2 separate regions of the Homo sapiens genome follow, and region 2 is linked to region 1. Evidence: chromatin loops called from intact Hi-C (ENCODE). Cell type or tissue: psoas muscle. All regions are shown on one strand. Each heading gives the region's core, and the rest is flanking DNA. Links, peaks and the distances in the headings are about the cores only.

Region 1 (5,367 bases), core at 79-5,078:
CACGTTGGGGTGCCTACTCACCCAGGTCCATGTTTCGAGTCCGGGGGTTACACTGCTTGTAACCCTTGCAGCTCCTCAGCTCCATGAGCTGTACGTGTAGCTGGTTGAGGACATCCCTGTCCAGTGTGTTCACTGCATTCATCAGCTGGTTGCAAAAAAGGTAGTCTGTCAACAAGGTAAGTACAGGGACTCTCGCCCTGCCCTTCTACCAACCAGGGGACATATTTCAGGCAGGTGGCGGGTGGAAGGTGCTAGGGGCTGGTGACCTGTTTACTCCAACTTCTGCAAGAGCCAGCGTTTGGAAGAGTTAGGTGACTTTTTGGCTTCAAGTCCCACCAGGTTCACTCTTCATGAGAGTGAAAACTCAGGAGAATAAAAACCACGTCTGTGTATTTAACGTTGGAGTTCTGCAGCCACTGGTCAGGAAACTTCCCAAGCTTGGAAAGAAAGCCTTCCAAGTCTTGGTTTTATCAGCAGCCTTCATTCAGGGGCCCTCAGCTCCTCCTGATTGCAAAGCAGCCATTTGATGAAAGGACGGGTAAGTGGCCTGGGTTCTTGTGTAGTCTGGGAGCTACCGGTGAGGGACTTAACCTACCCCTTTGGTAAAGTATGAGGGTGAACCTATCTAAGGAGAAAGACTGCACACCTATATAGTAATTAAAGCATTTGTGCTGCTGACATTTAAACATCAGATTTCATTTAAATTATTTCAGGCTTTTCTTGAAAGGTCAAAGCCTGGGCAATACCAAGGCCACAGTACAGGAAAGCTCTAGTGCTGGAGCTCAGTAGTGACTGTCCCTGTACAAGGGCCCACATGTTCCGATGACCAGACATGCCACTGCTCCTTTTGGTCTTGTGTGGTCCTGGGCCACTTCAGTCGCATGTGTGTTTAGATGGCTTACTGTACGGAAGCACTTAGCAGAGTGCTTGGTGCAGTGTGTTACTGTTATATTAGCTGCGCGGTCCGTGTAGGCCCTGCAGTGGGTGATATTTGGCTTGATCCTACAGCCTGACAGTGTTAGGAGTCTTCACAAGTTCCGGCAAAACCTGGTTGCATGCTGCATGTTAAGTTAGAGGGAAGAAGCCATATATATTACACACGCAGGGTGATGGAGGCAAAAAGCAGGGTGATGGAGGCAAAAAAGGCTGATTGAACACAGAACCCCCAATCTCAGCAGCTTCACAACTTACTCCCACCGGCTCAGGGACTCAGTGGGACTTGGACAATTTGTCATCACTTCCCTGAGGTTGGGGGGGGCCTACCTGGCAGCACTGGTGTACCCCACACCCCCATCCCTCTAGCTCGGGTTGCCTGTACCTGGTAGGGGTCTGTGTTGAGATCAAAGTACTCTAGGAAGCCAGTTGCAAATTCACAGAAGAGGAAATTGTGAGTCTCATTGATGGTCCTCATGCACCAGTACGTGTTATTGTTGGCGCTGGTGCAGGCACAGAAAGGCCCCACTGCCAAGGAAGAGAGAGCATGTCCTGAGTGCCTGCGGGAGGAGGCCCCATCTGCCAACAGTGATTCCTGTCAGGGACAGCCCCTAAAACCAGTTCGTCAAATGCCAAGAGGCTGTCCCGAGCACCGTGGACCCCTGGTGTTGGGGACCCCCTTTCTGAGAGAGGTCTGGGTCACTAAGTGGAGAAGTTTCTTGAACCCCTGGGCCTCAGCCTGTCCACCCCTGCCCTGGGCTTGCTCACGTGTCCAGAAAGGCGCCGTCTGCCAGTGCTGGTTGTCGTGGGTGAAGCACGTGAGGCCTGGCATGCTGCACGTGTCGTTGTTCTGCAGGCGCTTGAGCAGCTTGCGGAGTTTCTTCTTGCGCTTCTGCTCCCGCAACAGCCACACCTTGTCCTTCTCTTGCAGGCCCTTCCTATGGGCGCAGAGGGCCACACACACCTTGGGCCTCTGAGGGATCAGTGACCCCATGTCTCTGCTCTTCCTGTCCACCTAAGGGCTTCGCTGAGGCTTCTCCAACAGAGAGCCATGGGCATAGCAATTCAGGGTCCCAAGTCCCAGTGCTGCTCCAAGGCAGAGCCGGGACCAGAACCTGGGTCTTGTCATTCTACTTTAACTCCCAAGGGGGCACAAGCTGGGGACAGAACCAGGCAGCTACTGGGACTCCTGTTGACACCCCTTTCCCCTCCTTCCTGTGTCCTGCCCTGCTTGGTGGAGTTGCGGTAACCCCATTTAGCCACAAGGGGGCGTCGGAGGCCCGCTCAGTGTTGATTGGGAAGTAAGGCCTCTTCGAGGGCTACCGTGGACTTCCCAGGGAAGGGCCTGGACTTCTTTCCTTTTCTTCTGAGTTTTAGCTTAAGGGAGGGCCACCTCCTCATGCAGGCCTCTGCATCTCTTCCCCAGGACCTCAAGCTGCTCTTACCTGAAAGGATGCAGACTGGAGCCTCTGTGCTTGAGGCGGCCTTTGTGCTGGGTGTGGTAGCTGTAACAGACCCCCCCAGCCCCAGGCTTCAGGAGTGGCTCAGAGGGCTCCGCTGGCAGGTGCAAGCTGTGATTTCTGGGACTCCCATGTGTTGCTGCTGCCCCACCCCTGTCCCTCCTTCTGGGGTGGTGGTGGGTAGGGCATGACCCTATCCTCAGGGCAGCAGGTGCCTGCCTGAGTGGCTTCTTTCTCCAAGCATGAGCCAGGACTCTGCCTGGACTTTTGCTAGACTTTAGCAGGTTGGGTTAATTGTAATTTAGCCACGACTAGAAGCTGGGCCTGGCTTTAGGTGCATCAGCCTCAGCATCCTTTTTCCTTTCTTTTTTGATGGTTAATTTTACATGTCAAAGCCTCAGCATCTTGAGGTTGGTTCCCTCACCACCCTGCCTACTCACACTTGGTCGGGGTCAACACAGGGAAGCCTGTGTTTTGCAACACTTTCTGGAAAGACAGCAGGGCTTCTACAGCTGTGCTGTCCAGTATGGTAGCCACTGGCCACAGGTGGCTACTTCAATTTGAATTAAGCAAAATAAAAAATTTGGCTCCTTAGTGACACTAGCCAAAATTTTAAGTATGCACCAGCCACGTGTGGTGTAGTGCAGATATAGCCCATTTCCGTCAGCACAGAATGTTCTATTAGAGCTGTTCTAGAGTTCAGTCCTTTGGGCCAGGGGACCCCTAAGCCGGGAACATGGACCTCAAACCACATGGGGGATTTCTGAAAGGGCAATCGGCAGAGGCACTTTTCCGGCCTGGAGCCGGCTCTGCGCAGCCAGCACGGGTCTCTTGCTAGCAGTACTGGAATCTGGGCGCCAGCCTGGCTGAGGAGCAGGTCCGTGTGCCACACTGGCTGACAACAGGGAGGTAAATTACGGATTTTTTTAATGCCATGAGGGGAGAAGATAAAGATAAAAATAAAAAATGAAAGGGGTCAATCACGAGAGGGGATGAACTGAACTGTCCTGTAGGAGAGTGGGGTCTTAGGGAGGTCCCTTTGCTACTGCCTCACCTGATTTTGTGACAGTCACATTCTTCTGGCCGCTTTTTCTTCAGGTGACCTCGGACTTCCCTCAGGTTCTTAATTTTGTTCTGCAGGGTTTCAATCTGAGGGAGGGGCAGAAGAGGAGGCCTTGAAACCTTCAAGGCTGGACAACAAAGACTTGGCCTGGTGACTGCCCCCACGCTGCCGTGTCTGTGCTCAGCAGCGGCAGCCTGCACTCCCCGGGCCCCAGGGCAAGCACCGGCATGTCTGGGTGGGGAGGAGGTACTTGTTCTGCCTGAAGGAAGCCCGCCTTCTCCTCCAGCCAGCCCTTGCAAGGGAACCGAGTCATTTTTCCGGCCTGGCCTGCGCAGGAACCCGCTGAGCCCACTGAGGCCTCCAGTGTCTCCCCTGGGTTTGATGAAAGGCCTCCTGTAGCGTAGACTTCTTGTAAGTCAAAAGGGGGACAACGTGGCTAAGCCATCGTCCCTCAGACGGCCTGGGCAGGAAGCTATCTGTCTCATGCTGGGACTGACACCTATCCCCGCGTTGAGGAATCTGTGGGGACCTCACTTCACCTCTCCAGCCTCTTCCCTGGGTCTGGCCTCACTGCCCTCCCACTGTGAACCGGGGGTCCTGCCAGGCCCGTGGTGGCCGAGAGCATGCTCCTCTCCCGCTCTCCACTCACCTCGTGGTCGATGTGCAGCTTGTGGTCTTTCCAGGCCTGCAGGGACTTGTACAGGTCCAGGTCACACTGGACTGTGTCGTTCTCTAGGATGTAGCACCTGCTTGAGAGAAGGGATCACGTGTGGCTCGGAGGTGGTGGAGGGGGAGCAGCCCAGGTGCCCAAGAGGTGTGGGAAGCCCTTGCCGAGGTCTGTCCTGTCCCCTTCACCCTCGACTTCCACCTGGACACTCACCGATGTGTCACTTTAATGGGGTTGGCGGCTGAATAGTCGGGAAGGCCTCCAGTGCCACTGAAGTCCCCACCATCCTTGTCATCTTGGTCCTCAGGGGCCCAAGAGGTGTGGGAAGCCCTTTGCCGAGGTCTGTCCTGTCCCCTTCACCCTCGACTTCCACCTGGACACTCACCGATGTGTCACTTTAATGGGGTTGGCGGCTGAGTAGTCGGGAAGGCCTCCAGTGCCACTGAAGTCCCCACCATCCTTGTCATCTTGGTCCTCAGGGGCCCCTGGCCAGTGCCGCTTGGTGAGGTTTCGGGGCTGGGCGGCATCACCCAGGCCTACGTGGTACACCCTGCCGTCCACCTCGATGGCCACTGAGCGGATGGAGCGACTGCGGACATAGCTGGCCTTGTACTCTGTGGGCATTAGAGGAGTGGCAGAGTTAGGGAGGCAGGAAAGGCTGGCCAGGCTCCCAGGGCAGTGGGTCCTTCATCAAGATAGGGCCGGGCTTCCAAGCATGAGGCTCAGCTTTGCCTGCGACTCGAGGGGTCGTGGAATCTACCCGCCTGCTCGCAGATCCTGGACCGCAGGGGAGGGCCTCGAGGTGATCACACCGGCAAGACGGAAGTCCTGGAGCCAAGAAGCCACTGACTCAAGAGGATTTCAAGCGAGAGCTGCTTGCGGGTAAACAAATGGCGGTACATCATCTGTACAACGGAATATGCGACCAGAACCAGGAGCGAGGTTCTGATTCACGCTAGAGCGTGGATGAATGTCAAAAGCAGGCGGAGTGAAACCAGCCAGACACAAAGCGGGCTCGTATTGTTACATTCTATTTATAGGAACTACCCAGAATAGGTAAATCTATAGCGGCAGAAAGAAGATTGGTGATTGCCAGGGGCTGGGGGAGAGGGTAGTGAGGAGTGACTGCTTTGTGGGTACGGGGTTCCCTTTTGGGGTGATGAAATGTTTTGGAACTAGGTAGAGGTGTGCAACACTGTGAACCTATTAAATGCCTCTGCATTGTATATAATTGTAAAAATGGT
Region 2 (5,367 bases), core at 100-5,099, 1.2 Mb after region 1:
TGTTTTATTTTTCTATTGAGATATAATACACATATGTCAAAATTACCCTTTTAAAGTGTACAATTCAATGGTTTCTAGTATATTCACAGAGTTGTGTAACCATCACCACAATCAATTTTTGAACATTTTCATCACCCCAAAGGACACTTATACCGATGAGCAACCACTCCCATTTAACCCCTCCTCCCATCCTCTGGCAGCTGCCACCTGCTTTTTGTTTCTATACATTTGCCTGCTCTGGGCATTTCATGTAATATGTGGCCTTTTGGGTCTGGCTTCTTTCATTTAGCATCACGGTTTCAAGATCTGTCCATATTGCAGCATGTATCAAGGCTTCACGCCTTTTTGTGGCTGGATAATATCCCATTGTATGGATAGACCACACTTCATTTATCCTTCCATCCATCCATGGACATTTGGGCTGTTTCCACTGTTTGGCTATTGTGAATAACGCTGCTATAAACATCCATTTTTTACGAGATTGTGTGTGTGTACCTTGTACCATTTTCTTGGGTGTATATCTGGGAGTGGAACTGCTGTGTCTTATGGCAATTTGGTGTTTCCTGAGGATGGCTCTGCTTTGAGGACTGTGCTGAAAATGGTGGGACAACAGTTTCCAGCCTCTTGGACTTCTCAAAGGCAGTAAAAATTCTTAAAAATAAAATGAATGATTGGGCAACCGAAATAAGATGGTCTACTTTTTATATTGCCAAGTAAAGACTACAGGATAAAATAAAATTAAAGAAATATTTTTTCCATTACTTCACAGTAAAAGAACATTTTAACCACCAACATCACTACCCCCAAAAAGGAAAGGAGATTAATATATTAACATAAATGGTAGTTGTTTAAGTTTACTTTCATGAAAATTTCACTACATGCCTGTGTGTTCCCCCATAGTACCAGGAACTGATAAACAAAGAAGCAAACGACCTCCTCACCATCTACAGTCTAGCCAGGTGATGGTGGGGGGGGGGGCGGAGAGAGAAAGAGAGAGAGAGAGAGAGAGAGAGAGAGAGTGTGTGTGTGTGTGTGTGTGTGTGTGTGTGTGTGTGGTCAGAGGATGTCGGATGTCAGATATCCCAACTCTAAGGAATTCTGAGATGTGTAAAAGGGATTGTTTTGCCCAAAGGAGGTTTTCAGGCTCTGAAAAGAATAAAATCCCAGGATAACTGCTTTAATGGAGGCACAAGCAACAAGAGAACCCCAAGACAGAAATTAGTTCTGATTGGCTGGGAACGGTGGCTCACACCTATAATCCCAGCACGTTGGGAAGCCGAGGCGGGCGGATCACATGAGGTCAGGAGTTCAAGACCAGCCTGGCCAACATAACGAGACCCCATGTCTACTAAAAATACAAAAATCAGCCAGGCGTGGTGGAGCACACCTGTAGTCCCAGCTACTCAGGAGGCTGAGGCAGGAGACTTGCTTGAACCTGGGAGGCAGAGGTTGCAGTGAGCCGAGATCACGCCACTGCACTCCAGCCTGGGCGACAGAGTGAGACTCAGTCTCAAAAAAAAAGAAGAAAGAAATTAGTTCTGATCATGGGAAAACCAGGTGAGTAGCAATGATCTCAGCAGGCTGAGATGAATTCTATGCAGCCACAAGTCTGGGAGATAATGTTTACCAGACCAGAGAGAATCTGTAATTCCTACGGCCTTGGTACCTTCAGGAATAGAGAGATTCTATTGCCAAATAATGACTTCCAGGTGGTGCATTAATGACAACAGTGGGTAGTTTTGGTCCCCTCTGCCGCTGGGCCCAGGGGACTCTGGGAACCATCACCCTTGGTGGGATCTGGCTTGGGAGTTGGCCCTAAATCGCCTGCCATGGGAGCGGGTTTAGAGGGGAAGCAGTGGCCCCCCAGGAGGTCAGGGGTCCTAGAGTCATCTAGAAGAACAACAGAAAGAAATACCTAGGGCAGGTCAGGCGCGGTGGCTCACGCCGGTAATGCTAGCACTTTGGGAGGCCAAGGTGGGCAGACCAGCTGAGGTCAGGTGTTTGACACCAGCCTGGCCGACATGGCGAAACCCCGTCTCTACTAAAAATACCAAAAAAAATTAGTTGGGCATGGTGGTGGGCGCCTGTAATCCCAGCTACTGGGGAGGCTAAGGCAGGAGAATTGCTTGAACCCGAGAGGTGGAGGCTGCAGTGAGTCATGATCGTGCCTCTGCACTCCAGCCTGGGCGACAGAGCAAGAATCTATCTCAAAAAAAAAAAAAAAAAGGGCCAGGCACAGTGGTTCATGCCTGTAATCCCAGCACATGGGGAGGCCAAAGTGGGAGGATCACGAGGTCAGGAGCTCAAGACCATCCTGGCTAACACGGTGAAACCTCATCTCCACTAAAAATACAAAAAATTAGCTGGGTGTGGTGGCACGTTCCTTTAGTCCCAGCTATTCGGGAGGCTGAGGCAGGAGAATCACCTGAACCCGGGAGGCGGAGGTTGCAGTGAGCCGAGAAGGCGCCACTGCCACTGCACTCCAGCCTGGGCGACAGAGCAAGAAAGAAAGAGAGAGAGAGAGAGAGAGAAAGAAAGAAGAGAAAGAAAGAAAAGAAAGAAAGAAAGAGAGAGAGAAAGACCTAGGGCAGCAGACACCAGGCTTTGGTCTGTGAGGCTCTGATACCCCGCCCCCCACAAGCTGCTGAATGTCCTTGGAGAATGAGAGGCGAGGGGATGGGAGGCAATGGGGCTGAAATCACTTCTAGGAAGGAACTACCCTCTGTGCTTTCCCATCAGGCAACTGAAGGAGCAAGTTCCCGGGGCTGGAAGCACAGCAATGAGAGGGAAGCACAGAGGTCACGGGTGACAGTGGGGAAAACGAGGCAGCAGTGGAAATGTATCAGAAGCAAAATGTGCTGGGTTTTGCCTAAGGCTAGCAATGCAAAACAAATCAGGAAAGTCCCCTGGACTTCGTGAGGTGGGCTCAGGCACACATGGAAAATTGTGGTGAGGGAGGAGATTTTTTCCTAATTAGCACTGAGGGATCCAATAAGCCAAACCTTTTTCACACATGACATAGCTATCAGATTTTATCCCGGTGCCAGGGAAGCTCACGAGAATGATTCTGAGACAAGATGATGAAGCCAAAATCTTTCCCCCGGCTTTTTTTTTTTTTTTTTTTTTTTCTAAAGTGTAAAACAGGACCAGGTGGTGAGTCTAGTTGAACTGCTCGAGCATTGGTGCTCTCTGGTGGCCAATATAGAAATTGCATTGGCAGCGGTGCAAAAGTTTTCCTTTTTATGAAAAAAGTCAGATAATCTAAGAGGTGTTGCAGAAGCTAGCATTGCTTAAGAGGGATGTTTATTGGAAGGTGTAATCTTGGAGTTAGAATCTTTAACATGCTTCTTCTGAAACCAGCTTTTCCTCGTTCTCTGTCTTGGTAAATGGCCTGACCACCCATTGTTCCCCAAGTAAGAAACGTGGGGGTCACACTAGACACCTACTCTCCCTCATCTTCACACTCAGGCAGTCCCTGAGGCTTGTGCCCTTAACTGTCTAAATTTGCCTTTTTCTTCTTCTTTTTTTTTTTTTTTTCCTGAGACGGAATCTCATTCTGTCACCTGGGTTGGAGTACAATGGTGTGATCTCGGCTCACTGCAACCTCCACCTCCCGGGTCAAGCGATTCTCCTGCCTCAGCCTCTGGAGTAGCTGGGATTACAGGCATATGCCACCACGCCCAGCTAATTTTTGTATTTTTAGTAGAGACAGAGTTTCACCATGTTGGCCAGGCTGGTCTCCAACTCCTGGCCTCAGGCGATCTGCCCACCTCAGCCTCCCAAAGTGCTGGGATTATAAGCGTGAGCCACCATGCCTGGCCTTTTTTCTTTATTTCTTTTTTCTTTTCTTTTCTTTTTTTTTTTTTAAAGTTTGGGTCTGCTCTGTCACCCAAGCTGGAGTGCAGTGGGTGACAGAGCTCTCTGAGACCTCAAATTCCTGGGCTCAAGCAACAGTCCCACCTCCGTCTCCAAAACCACTGGGATTACAGGTGCAAACCACTGGGATTACAGGTGCGAGTCACTGGGATTACAGGTGCGAGCCACTGGGATTACAGGTGCGAGTCACTGGGATTACAGGTGCGAGTCACTGGGCCCTGCCTACCTAGCATCGCTTCTGTCATATTCTGTTAGCAACACTCTCCAAAGCCCAACCAGTTTCAAGGGGAGGGGATGTAGACCTCACCTTTCAATGAGAAGAGTGTCAACGAATTTGTGGACTTTATTTCAAAACAGCCACAACAACTAATTCCTGATAAAAACTGAAAATATGACATAATAAGGCTTTAACCACCCCCACGTTTGTTTATGTGTTTATGATCTGTTTCCCACGCTACAAATTAAGCTTGATGAGGGTAAAGACTTGGGCATTTTGCCCACTGCAGTGTCCCTGAGGCCAAGGACAGGGCTGAAGAATTACACGGTGATTAGATCAGAGGAAATATCACCGTCTCCCCTCCTCCTGTCTATTTTAGGCCAAAGCATCCTTCAACATCCAGCTCACAGCTCTTCTCCGTGGTCTTCTAAACTCCAGTTTTTCTTTGCCTATTCACCTGAGGGTCACTTTGTGCTATACTAAGTTGTCACGTCTTAAATTACAGCATCCAGTATTACCAGTTCAGCTGCTGGAGCCTGACACCCTGGACCCAAATCCCAGCTCTCATGTGAACCAGCCATGTAACCTTGGACAAGAAACCTCAGTTTTCTCTTCTGTTAAATGGGGGAAATATTGGGGATTTTGTAAGGATTCAATGAGCCAATTTAAGTAAAGCACTCAGAACAGTCCCTGGCCTATAGGAAGCACCAGAGAAGTAGTGTTAGCCACTATTGCCTCTTGTATCTCTGCATTGTAGGGTTCTTTATCCATCAATTTTTTCTTTCTTTCCTTCTTTCTTTCTTTCTTTCTTTCTTTTCTTTCTTTTTCTTTCTCTTTCTTTCCTTCTTCCTTCTTTCTCTCCTTCCTTCCTCTTTCTTTCTTTTTCTTTCCTTCTTCCTTCTTTCTCTCTCCTTCCTTACTTCCTTTCTTTCTCTCCTTCTTTCCTTCCTTCCTTTCTCTCTCTCTCTCTCTTTCTTCCTTCCTTTCCTTTCTTTCTTTCTTTCTCCTTTTCTCTTCTTCTCTCTCTCTCTCCCTCTCTCTTTCTCTTTCTTTTTTTTTTTTTGAGTCAGAGTCTCACTCTGTCACCCAGGCTGGAGTGCAGTGGTGTGATCTTGGCTCACTGCAACCTCCGCCTCACGGGTTCAAGCGATTCTCCTGCCTCAGCCTCCTGAGTAGCTGGGATTACAGGCATGTGCCACCACACCCATCTAATTTTTGTATTTTTAGTAGAGACGGGGTTTTGCTATGTTGGCCAGGCTGGTCTCCAACTCCTG

Evidence for each region. Peaks named below come from ENCODE experiments on the same cell type or tissue, not always from the same donor. Only the 100,000 strongest peaks of a DNase experiment are listed, where the experiment ranks them.
Region 2: a loop joins it to region 1, with 3 times the contacts of the local background. A loop is called at or near these places in 3 of 110 quality-filtered maps.

What each region holds. Positions count from the first base shown.
Region 1 is chr20:47,661,752-47,667,118 of GRCh38, forward strand. It overlaps SULF2 (sulfatase 2), which reads right to left. Exons shown (of 21, transcript NM_001387048.1): 12 at 4,509-4,737; 13 at 4,106-4,202; 14 at 3,448-3,542; 15 at 2,379-2,438; 16 at 1,702-1,871; 17 at 1,319-1,461; 18 at 22-145. Among named protein-coding and RNA genes, the nearest start is that of SULF2, 120 kb to the right of the region's middle. RefSeq lists enhancers at 1,455-1,504, 2,315-2,454, 2,485-2,534, 3,068-4,053, 4,054-5,037. In psoas muscle, for the core only: a CTCF peak has its summit at 2,192 (motif pointing right); a DNase peak (open chromatin) is centred at 2,200.
Region 2 is chr20:48,902,029-48,907,395 of GRCh38, forward strand. No RefSeq gene overlaps it. Among named protein-coding and RNA genes, the nearest start is that of ARFGEF2, 17 kb to the right of the region's middle. In psoas muscle, for the core only: a CTCF peak has its summit at 3,201 (motif pointing left); a DNase peak (open chromatin) is centred at 3,199.